Linked DNA regions of Homo sapiens: region 1 is linked to region 2. Evidence: chromatin loops called from intact Hi-C (ENCODE). Cell type or tissue: heart right ventricle. All regions are shown on one strand.

Region 1 (8,000 bases), 82 kb after region 2:
GAGGTCAGGAATTCGAGACCAGCCTGATGAACATGGCAAAACCCCATCTTTACTGAAAATACAAAAATTAGCCTCGCTTGGTGGCACGCGCCTGTAATCCCAGCTATTCGTGAGGCTGAGGCAGGAGAATCGCTTGAACCGGGAGACAGAGGTTGCAGTGAGCCTGTATGGCACCACTGCACTCCAGTCTGAGCGACAGAGCAAGACTCCATCTCAAACAAACAAACAAACAAACAAAAAAGCTTGTATATGCCCTTCATTTTAAAATCTGCAGTTGGCTGTTAGTTTTTCTAAGTTAATTTTATTTTACTTAAATTATTACCTGCAGTAACTAAAAAAATTCAAATTATACTGAGACTTAGAACTAAAAATCAGTAGTCCCTCATTATTCTCCTTTCTTGATTCCTGAAGGCAACTACTTTCTATTTTCTTTTTCACCTAAATTCGTAGTTTTCCCACCATATTTCTTTTCTTTTTTCTTTTTTTTTTTTTTTTTTTTTTTTGAGACGGAGTCTCTCTCTGTCGCCCAGGCTGGAGTGCAGTGGCGCGATCTTGGCTAACTGCAAGCTCCGCTTCCCAGGTTCATGCCATTCTCCTGCCTCAGCCTCCTGAGTAGCTGGGACTACAGGTGCCCGCCACCACGCCCAGCTAATTTTTTGTATTTTTAGTAGAGATGGGGTTTCACTGTGTTAGCCAGGATGGTCTCGATCTACTGACCTTGTGATCCACCTGCCTCAGCCTCCCAAAGTGCTGGGATTACAGGCGTGAGCCACTACGCCCAGCCCCCCACTATATTTCTATATAGCATGCACATATTATTAGCACTTGGTTATTCACCAAGTACTCATATTGTCCTTTCTATGTACCATACATTGTTCTAAGAGCTTTACAGCCATTTAACTTATGGAGTTCTCATAACAGTCCTGTTAGGTAGAAACTATTACTGTCCCCAGTTATAGATGAGAAAACTGAGTCACAGAGAGGCTAAGTCATATGCCCAGGGTCTCCCAGCTAGTGCATAGCAGAAGGGAGCAAGCTCCTAGCATCCTTTCACCAGAATCTGCCCTTGAACACTGGCGACGTCTAGCAGCGGGTGAGTTTATGGTCACCCTCCCCTCACACTCCCAATGTGATCCACAGAGCTTTCCTATATTACCATCCTATAAATATCATTCACCGCTGAGCCAACCAGTATACAATGATTGTTTCCTTAATAATGTACATTTTCTTGTTTCCTGGAGTTAGGATTTCTGTGAAACATCTAAGTCTTCTCACACCCTACACAATTCTGCAAAATGCTTCTCAAAGCAATTTTGAAGTGGGTCAGAACGGTCACAGCTTGTTTCTAGATCCTTCCTGTCCTGGGGACTCCTTCCTGCAGCCTGACCCTGGGGTCTGGTCTGGATTCTCTCCTCTGCTGCCAGCAGCCCTCGGAGCTTCCTCCACCGTCATTCAGGGGGTTCCTCCTTCCCCTCCTGTGTCTGGTTCCCCACCTCCTGCAGCCCATGCCTTTCTTTTTCCTCATTTACTCCCTCATTTTACAGGAGCACATCTGCAGGGGCTTCATGAGAAAAGGTCTTACTGTTTTTAAACACTGGAGGAGTTGGTTGTTTTCGAGGATTTGCATGACTGAAAAAACATCTTTATTCTATTCTCGTACTCAGTGTGCCTCACAATTCTAGGCTGAAACATTTTCACTCAGAATTTTGAAGGCCTGCTCTATTGTGTTCTAGCTTCCAAAGTTGCTTTCGAGAAGAACATACCATTCTCAATCCTAATACTTTGAATGTTATTTGATTTTCTTTCTTTTAGAATTTCCTCTTTATTTCTGGTGTTCAGCAATTTCACAGAGATATGCTTTGGGTTGGAACTTTTTTCCCCGTTCAATTTGTGTGTTAAGCCTAATCTGGAGAATCAATTTCTTCAGCACAATGAAGAAATTTACTAATCTTTTTTTCTTTTCTTTTTTTTTTAAAATAATTTTCTCTTCAGGAGTTTTTTTCTGCCCTATTTGAATGAAACTCCAATTAGTTGGATACTGGACTTCTGGTACTGATTTTCTTATCTCCTCTTTTCTGTTTCCTATATAGGTCTTTCCTCTTACTTTCCAGGCATAATAATATGTTTAGTTTATAAAAATTTTCTTGTTTGCTGCTCCTTGTCTTATAATAGCATGCTATTCTTCTCCCATGGATGCATGATCTTTTCTTGTCTTTCTGAAGATATTGATTATAATTCTTCTGAAAATTTCTTCTGTTCCCCGTATTGCCTTTTTTCTCTGAACTCCTTCTTTTCTCTGTGTTTGGTGGTTTCTCTCAAGTGTCTGTCTGGTAACCTTTGGTGGTCTTTTCATTCTTAAGAGTAAAGCATCACAAAACTCACTGTGCACCAGTGTATGTGGGTGGTGCCTGGAGATTGCTGTGTCTTATCACGGGGTGACTGTGTGGCCAGCTGGTCTTTTGCTGGAGATGCCCAAATGTCAACATCTAAACTCATTTTCTCTGGACTTTCCAATCTGTTGCCTGGGAATGGTGTAAACACGTGTGTTGGCATCCTGAGAAAAGAGAACTGTAGCTGTCCACCTGTGAGGATGTAGGCTTTCACTTAATCCTCTTATTTTGAGTGTGCACCTCATCCTAACTTTGCTTTAGGTTGTGTACCCAACTCTGGGATTCAGTTTTTCTGGCAAATACTCTGGTTATGGCAGAGGCAGGGGGAAAAGTAGCCCTCCAGCTACAGAGAGGGGATGGAGACTTAGGCACTCATTGTTTCCATCACTCCCTCATTCCACATCACCTAATTTTCATGGTATCTGAGGCCTCCAGTTCCTGAGTCTCGTTAGGTGCTGGGGGTAGCATTATTTCTTATGGGTACCCCTTCCTCCACACCCTCACCTCTGAAGACACTTGGGTTTCTCTTCTCTGCTAAGTTATGAACTATCCTCCCTTCACTTTCTGCCTTCATGTGTTATGAGTCCATGCAAGGCAGGATTTGTGTACATTTCTTTCTCTCCGTATTATTTGAGGATGATTTTTGAGAAGGGGAGGGGGGATAAATGTATTTTGTTGTCATCTCTATCATCTTAAAACTCAAAATGTTGAGTTTGGTCTTGCTAATACTAGGTAAAACTTGAAAAGTCTATCAAGTATGAAATAATTACCTATGATACTCCAGAAATAAGTGTTGTGCAATGATATTGTGCTAAAATTTAGAGAGACTTTGCCCATGGAAAAGCTATTGACTAGAATTAGCTGATGAATCAGAGCAGTAAGTTAGAGATAATGTTAAAATAAGGTAATTTGACTAGAAATTTAATCAGTAGTTAAAATCAAATGCCATCTAATAGATTTGAGATCAAAATCCCCAGCCATTTTTAAGCCATCAGTTATCACCCATTTTATAATAAGATGGAACATATTTTGCTAAAATGTTCCACACAGTCCCTGTCCCCTGCTCTGCCCAGAAATCTAGCATCTTGGTCTTAAACTACTGGTATCATGGATACTTTTAAGAACATAACAGAGCCCTAGACTCTCTTCCTAGAACATTTTCTATAATTTTATAATATCAAAGACTATGGAGCCTATCTCTAGATCCTCGGAGTAGAGAATCCCTGAAGTACAGCACCCACACACAGTCACACAAAACATATTTACCTCTCCCGACGGTGATACCTGAGTTACTGAAGCAGCACCTATCTCTTGACTGTGATTTAAAGCTGCCTGGTAAATGGTTTCTGGGAGTCATCAGGCCTGAAAAATGCCCACCTGCCACTAAGTGTCCTTTTGCCCCTCCCCCGCCCTCATCCATCTTCCTCCCAGGGCTATCCATTCAGGCCTGCACGTACTGATATTGAGTAGAAAAAGTCAACTGCCTGCTGAAGACAATATACTTTCAAAAGAAAACAGAGAGGCGGCAGGAAGTATATTTTAATGCATTTACCCCATTCTTGACTCTGGTTTATTCTTTTATTTTCAAATAAAATTATATTTTTCTGCTCCTGACCCAATCATTATGGGTTTTATTGAGCTTTAATGTTAATATATCTTCTCACCTGTATTCCCTCACAGTTCGTATCAGAAATAATAAGCAGTAAATACAATATATCTAAGTAAAGAGTCAGCCAGGGCATATAAACCTATTTCCCATGTCACCCCCTCCAGCAAAGCCTTTCACCTGTCCTCTGAGCAGGCCTCCAATGATATTCCTTCATTGGGCTGAAATGTATACTGGGATAAGCCTACCCCCAGCCACTACGGCATATAATAACTAGAACTCCAAAAGACCCAAGCCAGTAAGATTGATTCTCAGGGTCTCCTGGACTACCCAGTAATTTCTATCATTAGCCAATGTAAAATTTAAATCAGCCAGGATGTACTCTCATTTTAATGTTGATCCTGTATGATACCAGTGAATGGGGGAATATCATAGCCAGAGAAAAATGACTGTTACTTTGTGACTCTGTTGAATCCAAACAGGTGTAAAAACACCCATAATATCAACACTAGATGGTGCTATAGACAATTTACTAATTTAAGAAGTGTCATTAAGTGCCTATTATATATTGAGCACTGGGTAGATTTGAGAAGAGGCCTGGGATAATGTCAACAACAGTTAACTTTTATAGTGCTTAGTATATGCCGGGCATTTTCCTAAATACTTCACATTCATTAGCTCATTTAATCCTTACAAGAACTCTCTGAGACAGGTAACTGTTCTTATCTTCCCATTTTGTAGATGAAAACATTGAGGCACCAGGTTACAAGACTACAAAGTAAGAGAGGTGGGATAAAAGCCCAGGTAGCCTGGCTCCCCAGTCTGTGTTCTTACTTACTGTGCTACACAGCCCCTAAGTTGAGGTGTGGGTTCAGTTGCACAGCTTTTAAATCCTATTGTGATGATACAGTGTTAGATAATAGGGCTGTAAAGAATCCCTTGGTGTGTGCTTTATTTCACGAAGGACGTTATTCTTGAGTAGGAAGAGATTGATACTGCAGAGCCATTGGATATTTTTAGTTTAAATATGGCTCTGTCACATCAATATGTGCTTGATAATATACAGTGCTTTATAAGTGAGGTTTGGAGAGAAAAGAAAGATACAATAGTTTGTAATATCTCAACTTTATAAAATGTTTAAATATATGTATAGGAAAAAGACTGTTAAGATGTATATCAAGATATTATCAGTAGTGGAATTACAGTTGGCTTAAATTTTTTCCTTTGTGTCTAAAATTTCCATAAAGAACATTTGTTTATAAGAACATCTATATTTATACACGTGTATGTATATTTGTACATTCTTTTTTGTTTCAAGAATTAGCCCACACTTCATCAAACTGTCCCAGCTTGAAATGAAATAGTGATATTCTAAAAAGTGTCCATTCATTCATTGAACAAATATTTATTATTTACTGATTTCCTGGCACTAGGAACAGGGCAGTGAAGAAGACAGCCGCCCCTTGCTGCACATAGAATCTGGTTACCCTTCGAGCCAGCAGAGCAGTGCCACAGAGCACTGTTTTCTAAAGAGAAGCTGTCATAACATTGGTTGTGCTTTGTGGAAGACAGAACTGGTAGGAATGTCCAGCTCCTCCTGCTTGGTTTCTGGAGGAGGTGCACCATGGACTGCACACCCTTGCCATGTGTGCAGTCCTGGCTCAGCAATCTGAGAAAATGATGCCAGAAATTCTGCTCTCACCTTTCTTTTTGAACCCAACTATCGGAAGTATTGAATGATAAGGGATTTCCTGATGAGTTCATCCTGTTGATTCTGAGATGTAGCAGATGGCAAACTAAGACAGAGGGAATCTAATGATGTACTAGAAATTCCTAATGGTTGCAGACACCCTAAAGCTGAAGACAGTAGGCTCCATATGCTCCACCATGGATTCTGATGTCCAGGCACTGCAGCAGAGCCCTAGGTGGATTGGCTAAGGTTGAGGGACAATATGATAGATTTTGGAGAGTCTTTCTTCCTCTTCTTCATCTTTCTCACTCTTTTGGAAAAGAAGAGGAAAAAGTACGGCTCAGACAATTCCAAGGGGTTGGAGAGACATGGTTTCTCAAGGAGGTGCCTCCTCTAGAAGAGTCTGCACACCATATTCCTAATCTGTGTCATCGTGCCTTTGCTGATCTATAGATGGCTTGAATTTGAAGGCCTTATGAGCTTGGAACAGAAAGGCAGTATTTACAGAAGAAGCATTTAATTTCTGGTATTTTAAAATTTCTGGTACGTAGAGTGTTGCAGGGTCACTCTCTGGGGTCTTTGTTTGGTACATTATTAAAATCACATTTATTTCAGCCAAAAAAGTGCTCTTTGAAGGTTTCATTGTAAATGCCACAAACAAGATGCTCATATCATCTTAACAACAAAAAAAAAGGCCCAATTTGCAATGCTGATGGCTGGTCCAGCTCTGCTGGGTCATACTTAACATGAAGAGTCTGCTTGTGAAACTTACATCTCCTAATGGAAGCTGATGGTTCTATAAGAAGGGTGCCTTCAATCACCCCCAAGTTCAGCACATATCCCACTCATGGGTGGATCACGGTGGTCAGAGAATTGTTAGGGCAATGTTAGGGCTCCATGTGCATGGACAGCAACCCCAGTATGCTTCTTTTTGAGACCCTATTTTATTTGCTTTGTGATGGAATGGCAACCACTCAACATATAGATCCTAGGGGCAGCCTAATGGGTATCAAACTGTTTTATATGCTCCAAGGCAATAATATTGAGCAGAGGACTATCTCAAGCTTTGGAGTGGAAGCAGATTTCAATTGCTTACTAGGAGTGCTTATGAGTATTTATACTACTGGATGTCGCAGCATACCTTCTTTTTAAAAAAGGATCTTACCTTTGTCAATCAGAGACAGTGTGTGATGAAAGCATAAGGGGAAGAACAGGTATGCAACCACAAACTTCAATGGAGGGGAAAAAATCCCTACTGAGCAAACTATAGCATCTAGATTTAGTGGTCATACTCCCTCGGCATTTACAGTAAAGTTTGTCTACCAATAAATGGGTCTGCTGAAGAGAAAAGGGGGCACCTTAGCCCCATTTTGAGGTCCAGAGACCAGAACCTTTCCAGCTGATAGGGAATCACCATCTAGGACCAACAAACTCACATGTCTCCTTTACCAGAGTATGCAATGTAACAAGCCAATTGCAGGTTGTCTAATTATTCATGGGAACGGGATAGTTTTGATTGAATTTGCTTATCTTTCTTTTCAAGATGAATGCAACCAAATATTGATTTGGCATTAATTAACTATTGATTTAGGCCTAACTGGTCCTTTCCTTACCAAGCTCAGAGTTGGAAAAACCTTACAGTCTATATATAAATGACTTTCTTTCCCAACCAGAAGCTTCTGAAGGCACTTACTATCAAATCATAAAACCTTAGTCATGTTTTGGGAATATGTTGACCCTTTAGCCTCAACTACGGTTGCAAGTGCTTGTGTATGTAAGTCTCAGAAAGGCAACACAGTCCAGTACAATTACATATGTTGCGTAGATGTTTGATGCATACATTTAAAAATTGGATTAATTTTATATATAACTTTATTATTATATTCTATTACATTTATAACCACTTCTAAGGCTTAATTTTTAACCTGTTTATTAGCATAAATTTCAAATTCTTTATTTTGGAGAGTTAAAAACATACAAAAAATAGAATACCATTAATATAATGAACCCAGTGCAGTCATTGCCTAACTTCAGCAGGAATCCAGGTTTTGCGGCTTGTTTCATCTGTCTCTTCACATGCAGTGTGTGTTTGTTTTGTTTTGTTTGCTAGCGTATTTCAAAGCAAACCTCTGGTATCTGTCAACACTATTTCATTCTCAAGAAGTCCTAATGTGGTCAAATAAAATTTGCTCAATATATTTCTGCTGTCTTATTTTGATAAAATGTACAAAAAGATATACAAATAATATAAGGAAATTTTCAACTAAATAATAAGACTTGAGAAAGTGGAGGTTTCTACATCAAAAGATAATAA
Region 2 (8,000 bases):
AGACTCTATCTCAAAAAAAAAAAAAAAAAAAAAAAAAAAAAAAAATATATATATATATATATATATATATATATATATACACATGTATATATATATATATACATGTATATATATATACACACACATATATATGTGTGTATATATATACATATATGTGTGTGTATATATATACATATATATGTGTGTGTATATATATACACATATATATATGGTATTTTATAATCTCAGTTTAAAAATGGACAGAATCAATGAGAATGTATGGATTTTTAAGCATTCATACTTCTTGGGCCTGTTTTCCATCTCCAGGGTCTGAAAGAAGTATAAAAAGCTGGCATCCCACGTGGATGAGGGGGAGCTTCTGTTAACACCTAACACCTCCTATGTGTTAAACACATTGCCAGCTGCTCTGCATACTTCATCTCAGCTATTCCTCACAATGACTGTGCATCTTACAGATGATAAAACATGTCCCCCACATGTTAGGATCATAAATGATCCTTAGCCTTTCCATCACAGGAGGAAGGTAAGAATCCATATAGGAAGTTAGGGCTTCCTTTTGTAATCTTTCCATTTGTTTTGGAAGCTATGGAGAAAACCATTGTTTTTCTCAAGTAAAAGTCAGGGATAGGACACTAGCCTGCCATATAGAATGAAGATATAGAGAAATCTGCTGAGGATGTAACATAAAAGGGAAGCTCTTAAAGAGTCAAGAAGAAAAACCAAGGAATAATAAGATACACGTCTTGAAATTGTATGGCTTCAACCTTTGTCAATGCACAATTCCAACCAGCTAGTAATTGTATCATTCCTGTTTTTAGAGACTGTGATGATGATGAGGAGACTGAAGACATGAACTTCTGAGGACACATTGAATGTGATTGCTGTTGTCATCAATTTGGGGTAAGGGTTGACACCAGGACCTTTCTTCTGACTTATTCATACCCATCTCTCCTTTCTTCTCTCCTCTTATCCATTAATTCTATCACCCATCATCTTGCATATGTATACAACTCTCATGAATTCTGACATTGTTCTTTGAATGTAATCTTATGTCACTTGAGGCCTCCCCAACCCTTTAGACTTGAGATTAGACCTCAAATCTATTTCATGCTCTGGGGGACCTTTCAGACTCCTGCCAGTGATTTCCAAGTCTTACTTCCTTGTACTCTCTGACTTCTTCTTGAGTCTATTTGGCCCTCTTGACTCCATTCTGCATCATTCCTAATGCAGTATTTCACTTTATTTCCCCTTTTCACAGGAAATCCCATCACCCTCAACATTTTGGATGCCTACTAACTGTACCGAACTTTAGAGGTTGTCATAGGGGAAGTGACTTACCCACTGACTTACTCTTACATACTCCTTTTCATCTCAAAGGGCACAGTCTTTTACCCCATGGAGAGTAATCCAGTTTTCTCCCCAGCCCTAGCTCACTGCTTTTATACAGATCTGGACTGCCAGCCAGCCAGTTTTTTCCCAGGCTCCCCAGAATTCTGACAAATTAAAGTTTCCCTTTCTTGTTGCACTAAGGCCTATAAGGTAGTTTTTATTTTCCTTATAAAGAAATAAAAGAAAGAACACAGAAGTTGTGAGATTATTAGCCTATGGAAAGGTGATTTCCCACTTTATGCTTTGGGTTAGTTAGCTATTTTTTGTTCTGTGGACAGGGTTATATCCCTGGTCCCGTGTAAACACCTTGCAGGTGCATCCCATTCATCACAAGGGGGACAAAAGGTGAACATATCATTAAACCACTATGATTTCAGCACACCTTGTGAAAAGCCTTCTCCAAGCATGACTGTGGTTAGGGAGTAGTCAATAGTAAGTCCTCCAACAGGAAGAATAGCTCTTTTTCTGTTAGAATGCCAGAGTGTATGACTCCAAGCACAACTGCAAACCACCTGTTAGTAAACCTAATTTATCTGCTCAAATAATCCTCTGCTCCAGGGAGTTATATGAATATGAGTAAAATGTAACTAGATGTAAGTTAACGGAGTGGGGGTGGGGGTTGAAAGCCCGATGTCCTTAAGACAGAGTATGTTCTGTCTCTCTCTTAACAGTGATATTTATCACACTAAACAGAAACATCTAATTTTAAATCAAATTTACTAGTTATTTCATATGATAATAAAACAAAGCAACATTGTAACTCCAGCAGCGATCAAAATCCCCTTTATTTCCATGAGAAAAATACAGGTGCTTGTTTTCCACTCAATGCATAGTGTTTTTATTTAGACAATAGTGTGAGGGAGCCACAACTGCCATGGTTTTATTTAGTATAGCTTGGCACCAGCTCCTCTTTACTCTGATCAAGCCTTTTAATTAAACTGACTACTATAATTCCTATGGAAATTAGTGTTTATGTTATTTTCCTGCTACAAAAGCATTTCTCCAGAACTTATTTTTTTTAATCCCAGGAGCATAAATTAGAATTTTTTTCTGCTTGATATGTAATTAAAAACTCATTTGATTACAATATTTCTGGCTCTGTTTTACTTATTAAATTCCTGTAATCAGTTTTCTTTTATGAAGCTGCTGGGAAATGATCTTAAAAGCAACACATTTTTTTCTTCCCTGGCAGGTACCCAAGCATTTACTAAATTACATTCATAGCACCTGCCCATGATTCGAATCATTCCACCAATTTATTCCTTAAGCCATTTAAGTTTATTTGGCATAGCCCCAAACAGCTTTCTTCCCTTTATCCTTGCTCTTTGTTCTCCTTCTTGCTTCCTTTGTATGGAATAAAGAAATTGGGGAGGGAGGAGGAATACATATTTCTCAGAATTCCTTTCTCTTTGTTTTATATTCTCCTGAAACACAGAATTGCCATACTAGAATATCGTTTTCCTGTGGCCAGGTGCTGGTTCTAGGCAAAGGTAACAAAACTCCTATCTTGAAAACTTACTTTTTCTCTCTCTCTTTTTTTTTTTTTTGTGAGAAGGAGTCTCGCTCTGACGCCCAGGCTGGAGTGCAGTGGGGCGATCTCGGCTCACTCCAAGCTCCGCCTCCCTGGTTCAAGCGATTCTCTTGCTCAGCTTCCCGAGCAGCTCGGACTACAGGCGCCCGCCACCACGCCTGGCTAATTTTTTTGTATTTTTAGTAGGGACGGGGTTTCACCGTGTTAGCCAGGGTGGTCTCCGTCTCCTGACCTCGTGATCCCCCCGCCTCCGCCTCCCAAAGTGCTGGGATTACAGGCGTGAGCCACCGCGCCCGGCCGACTTATTCTTACACTCTTAATTTGTTACAGAAATGCAGTTAGCTGAGAGAATATGGAACTATTAAAATACTAGTAAAGCAAGGGTTTATCCACGAACCTAAATTCCAAGGCTTATGGTGATTATGTGTAGTGAGTCATCAGCAAGAGAATTGCTTCTAGTATTTAAAAGTTTCTTATCAAGTGATACGGGATGGGTTCTGTGAGAATGCTATTGTCTAGTTTGACTTGCTCCTCAGTGAAAGAGAAGGGGGGAAACTTAGCACCCATCTGATCACTCTCCATATACACACGGAGGAACTCTAAAGGTTATGTATGCGGCTGCATCAGCCTCAAGACACCTGACTCTCCTCTGTGGCATCCCTGCTGCGTGACCACACAGCTACCGTTGAAACCCTTTCAGAGGCAGTGCGTGCACAACCTCCCAGGGGAGTCCATTTAGTTTTTGATTGTTCTGTTTTTAAAATGTTGTTCCTTTATGTTGGACTGAAATCTATACCCCTGTAACTTCTACCTAATGGTTCTAATCCTTAGGGTGCTCTTTCTTTAAACCAGAATTTTCTTTAGTAGTGTAGGACTGATAACTCAGGTTTTGTTTCAAGTGTAGGTTAGAGTTGATGCTGACCTAAAAACCCTATTTGGGATGCAGTGCTTCTCCCTTGGGGCAACCTTTTTGACATCACTGGGGCCCCATGTTCCTTCCAGTTCCCTCCTGGCCCATCGCAGACAGGACCTCGGATACTTGCCCCACTATGGGACACAGCCTGGGCATCTGGTCATCTAGGTGGCCAAGGGACCCCACTTATTTCCTGATTTCATTCACACTCCACTGTTGAGTTCTCTTGTGACCAGCATATACAGTTTATTCCGTATTTTATTTATGTTTTGAATAAGGAACACATTCACATAGTTCCATGGATACAAAACGGTACAAAGGTGCAATATAAAATCTCCGTTCTACTATTTCCCAGACACTCAGTTTCCTCCCCTAGAGGCAACAGATGTTTTCAGTGTCTTGAGTAGATAATCAAGAAAAATTTTCTGAATGTGTAAGAACATAAATATATTTGCCCCTTTTTACAAATGGTAGTACACCATACAGAGGGATCTGCACTTTGCCTTTTATTCTTAATATATCTTGGGAAAAACTCATATCACTACAAAATTAGATTTCCTCATTTTTTATGGCTATCTAGTATTCCACTGCTGTCAAAATTTGTTTAACCAGTTCCTTTTTGATGGAACCCAAACATTGTTTATATTTGGCCATTACAAATAATGCTGTAATGGATATCCCTGTACATAGCCTCTCCATAGGTGTGAAGTTTATCAGAGAGTCAAATTCTAGAATGGGTATTGCTGGGTGAAAGGGAATGTGTATTTGCGTTTTGGTAGATATTACTGAATCAACAAATATAATTTTACTTAAGATATATAGCAGGATTTTTATAATAGCCATACTAACAAAAGAGAGGGAACAGAAACCATAGCTACTGTTTAGATTAAGGCCTTGGAAAGATAGTGTGAGGGTGGGTAGAGCTAAGAAGGATACACAAATCTAGAATTTGATCCCTCTCTTCTCTGTATACTCCAGATGCTAATTTCTACACAGTACACTTGGTATCACTGAAGCATCATAATCATGTTGTCCAGAAGGTTTTGATTTTACTCCCTCTCTGAAAGAAACTCCCCAAATGGTACTTGAATCTACTGAAATCTCTTACAGCATATCAATCATTTTTGACCAGTTACAGGTGTTTTCAGTGTGTTTCATGGACTCTTACTGTCATTAGCAAACTTTTACTGAATGCTTAGTTGGAGTCAGACTGTAATAAGTGCTTAACACTGTCATATAATTTTCTCAGGAACTTTATGAAATGGTTACTATTATTATCCTCTTTATATATATATAATTAAGAAAAACCAAGGCCTGGATGAAGAACTCACTCGTGGTCATTCACTTGGTAAGTGAAGAACTGAAACTGCAGGGTTTCTCTACCTCAGTACTATTGATGTTTTGGGTTAGATAATTCTTTATGGTGGGGGCTGTCTTTTGCATTATAGAATGCTCTAGAAGCCAGTAGCATCCCTCCCCAAAGTTGTGACCACCAAAAATGTCTCCAGATATTGCCAGATGTCCTCTGGGGAGCAGCATCTTCCCAGTTAAGAACCACTGCTCTGCTGCCTCTAAGCATTATCTCGTCTCCATCAGGTCTTCAATGAACTCAGCTTCCCCTCAAATAGAAGGAGGAATAAAAGTAACTAGCTACAGTCTGAACCCCAGCAGCATCTCTGGTAGCAGAGAAGGAAAGACTTCTTCTTGGGCCAAATACATACTCTTCCTCACCTCCTTTTTCTGAAGACATTTAGGAAGGAGAAATAAGAGGAGTTTCTATATATTGAATGTTCACTGTGCTGGGCTAGGGCCGGGGCCTAAAGGCCATTATCTCATAAAATCTCCACAGCAGTCCCACGAAGTAGGTACTTTTATCATCTTCACTTTATAGATAAGGAAATTGAGGTTCACTTAGGTTAAGTGCCTTGTCCATGGTCATATAATGAGAGATGGAGCCAGGATGTTTACCTAAGTCTTTCTGACTCTAATGCATTGTGTAAAAAATTCCTTCCCTAGAGAACTAATCCTTCGCCACTCAGCTCACATTCTGTCTTCTCTGTGAAGTCTTCTCTGGTCTTCTGGTATGGAACCAGAACTCTCCTTCCTTAGGCATGCCTGTAGCACACTCTCCATCTCTCCAATTCTATCTATCGCACTGAAAAGGTATTTGCATTTTTTTGCAGTTCTTCAAAGATCCTGTTCTGGATTGTGTTTTTGTCTCTTTGTACTTGTCTTTTTTCCCCCTTCTGGGTCCTTTTAAGCCAAGTTTTAAAAGTGCTGGTTTTCAGCAATTTGATTCTCATGTGCATTGCTGTAGTGTCCTTCATGTGTCTTCTGCTTGGCTTCATTGAGAATCTTGGTTCTGTACATTTATTTCCACCATCCTGTCTTCAGCTATGTTTTACATCTGTCTTTTCCCTCTGGGACTCTAATCATACATATTTAGCCATTGGCATTGTCTCACAGCTCAAATGATGCTCTGCTCATTTCTCTTCCATCTTTTCTATATCATTTTGGATAGTTTCTGTTGCGTCACTGAGTTTTTCTTTTGCAGGGCTTAATCTGCTATGGATCTCATCTACTATACATATATATATATACATATATACATATATACACATACATATATACATATATACATATATACACATACATATATACGTATATATATACACGTGTATATATATATATATATATTTTTTTTTTTTTTTTTTTTGAGATGGAGTCTCGCTCTGTCACCCAGGCTGGAGTGCAGTGGCGCGATCTCCGCTCACTGCAAGCTCCGCCTCCCAGGTTCACGCCATTCTCCTGCCTCAGCCTCCTGAGTAGCTGGAACTACAGGTGCCCGCCACCGTGCCCGGCTAATTTTTTGTGTTTTTAGTAGAGACAGGGTTTCACCGTGTTAGCCAGGATGGTCTCGATCTCCTGACCTTGTGATCCACCTGCCTCGCCCTCCCAAAGTGCTGGGATTATAGGCGTGAGCCACCGCGCCCAGCCTACTATATTTTTTTTACCTCAAAAATTAGCGTTTTCTTTTCTAGAAGTTTGATTTGGGTCTTTTTAATATCTTCCATGACCCCTTAATCATGCTCAATCTTTCCTCTACCCTCTGAAATATCTAAGTATAATAACTATCTTAATGTCTTTTTCTACCAAGTCTATGATCTATATAATCTCTGAATTTGTATTGATTGATTTTTCTAATTATTATGGGTCAGATGTTTTTGCTTCTTTGCATGCTTGATAATTCTTGATGAATATCAGACATTGTAAAGTTTATATTGTTGGGTGATGGATTTTTTTTCCTTTGCTTTAAGCCTTCTTCAGTTTTGTTCTGGAATATAGTCAGGTTATTTGGAAATAATTCAATCCCTTTGAGGCTTGCTTTTCAGCTGCGCAAGCTGGGTCCAAAGCAGCCTTTTTTTTTGTGGAGGGCTAATTTGCTCCCACTACTGATGCAATACCCTTCTGAGAACTGCATCCAATGCCTCATGTATTTCAAGGCTTTTCTTGGGTACTCTAGCTGGCAGGAGCATGGACTATTTTCCCCAGGCTGTGTGACCTCTGTGGATCACTTTACTTGCTCCTTTTTGCTTCAGCCTCAGTAGTTTCCTCACATGGATATGATGAACATCACTAACCTGAAGACTCAAAGTGGCCCTCTGCAGATCTCTGGGCTTTTTCTGTGCAGTCCTCTCTTCTCTCTTACTCTTCCCTGGGAACTGTAACCTCTTTGGCCTCCCTAGACTCCTAGCTCTGCCTCCTTAACTCAGCAAGATCACTGGGCTCTGCCTGGATTCCCCCTGCCTGTGCCGTGGCCTAGAAATTCTATCCAGGCCACAAGCTGGAACAGTTGTAGGACTCACTTCATTCATTCCCCTTACTCAGGAACCACTGTATTATGTTGTCTGTTGCCCATTGTCTGAAAAGTGTTGTTTCATATATTTTTCAGGTTTTGGGGTTTTGTTGTTGTTGTTGTTTTGTTTTGTTTTGGCCCGTTACTCAACCATGGCTAGTAGTAGAGGTCCCTTATCACTGGTTTTAAAAACTCTGTCTTGCTTAGTATCCCACAAGCTCAGAGAGACAGTGGAAACAAGGCCTTTTATCTTTGTATCTTCAACATCTGGCACAGTGACCCCAGGAAGCAGCAGCCTCTCCTCCATTCTT

What was found. Peaks named below come from ENCODE experiments on the same cell type or tissue, not always from the same donor. Only the 100,000 strongest peaks of a DNase experiment are listed, where the experiment ranks them.
Region 1: it touches region 2 in a loop (1.9-fold over the local background); 17 of 110 quality-filtered maps call a loop at or near these places.

Annotation. Positions count from the first base shown.
Region 1 is chr2:177,713,509-177,721,508 of GRCh38, forward strand. The region is part of intron 12 of PDE11A (phosphodiesterase 11A); the gene reads right to left. All of the region lies in intron 4 of PDE11A-AS1 (PDE11A antisense RNA 1), which reads left to right. Among named protein-coding and RNA genes, the nearest start is that of PDE11A-AS1, 44 kb to the left of the region's middle. In heart right ventricle, a CTCF peak has its summit at 4,468 (motif pointing right); no DNase peak of the experiment used is centred here; H3K27ac peaks cover 570 bases; H3K27me3 peaks cover 560 bases.
Region 2 is chr2:177,631,469-177,639,468 of GRCh38, forward strand. The region is part of intron 19 of PDE11A (phosphodiesterase 11A); the gene reads right to left. Among named protein-coding and RNA genes, the nearest start is that of IFT70A, 17 kb to the left of the region's middle. RefSeq lists an enhancer at 3,681-3,760. In heart right ventricle, no CTCF peak of the experiment used is centred here; a DNase peak (open chromatin) is centred at 3,033; H3K4me3 peaks cover 1,008 bases; H3K27ac peaks cover 3,643 bases.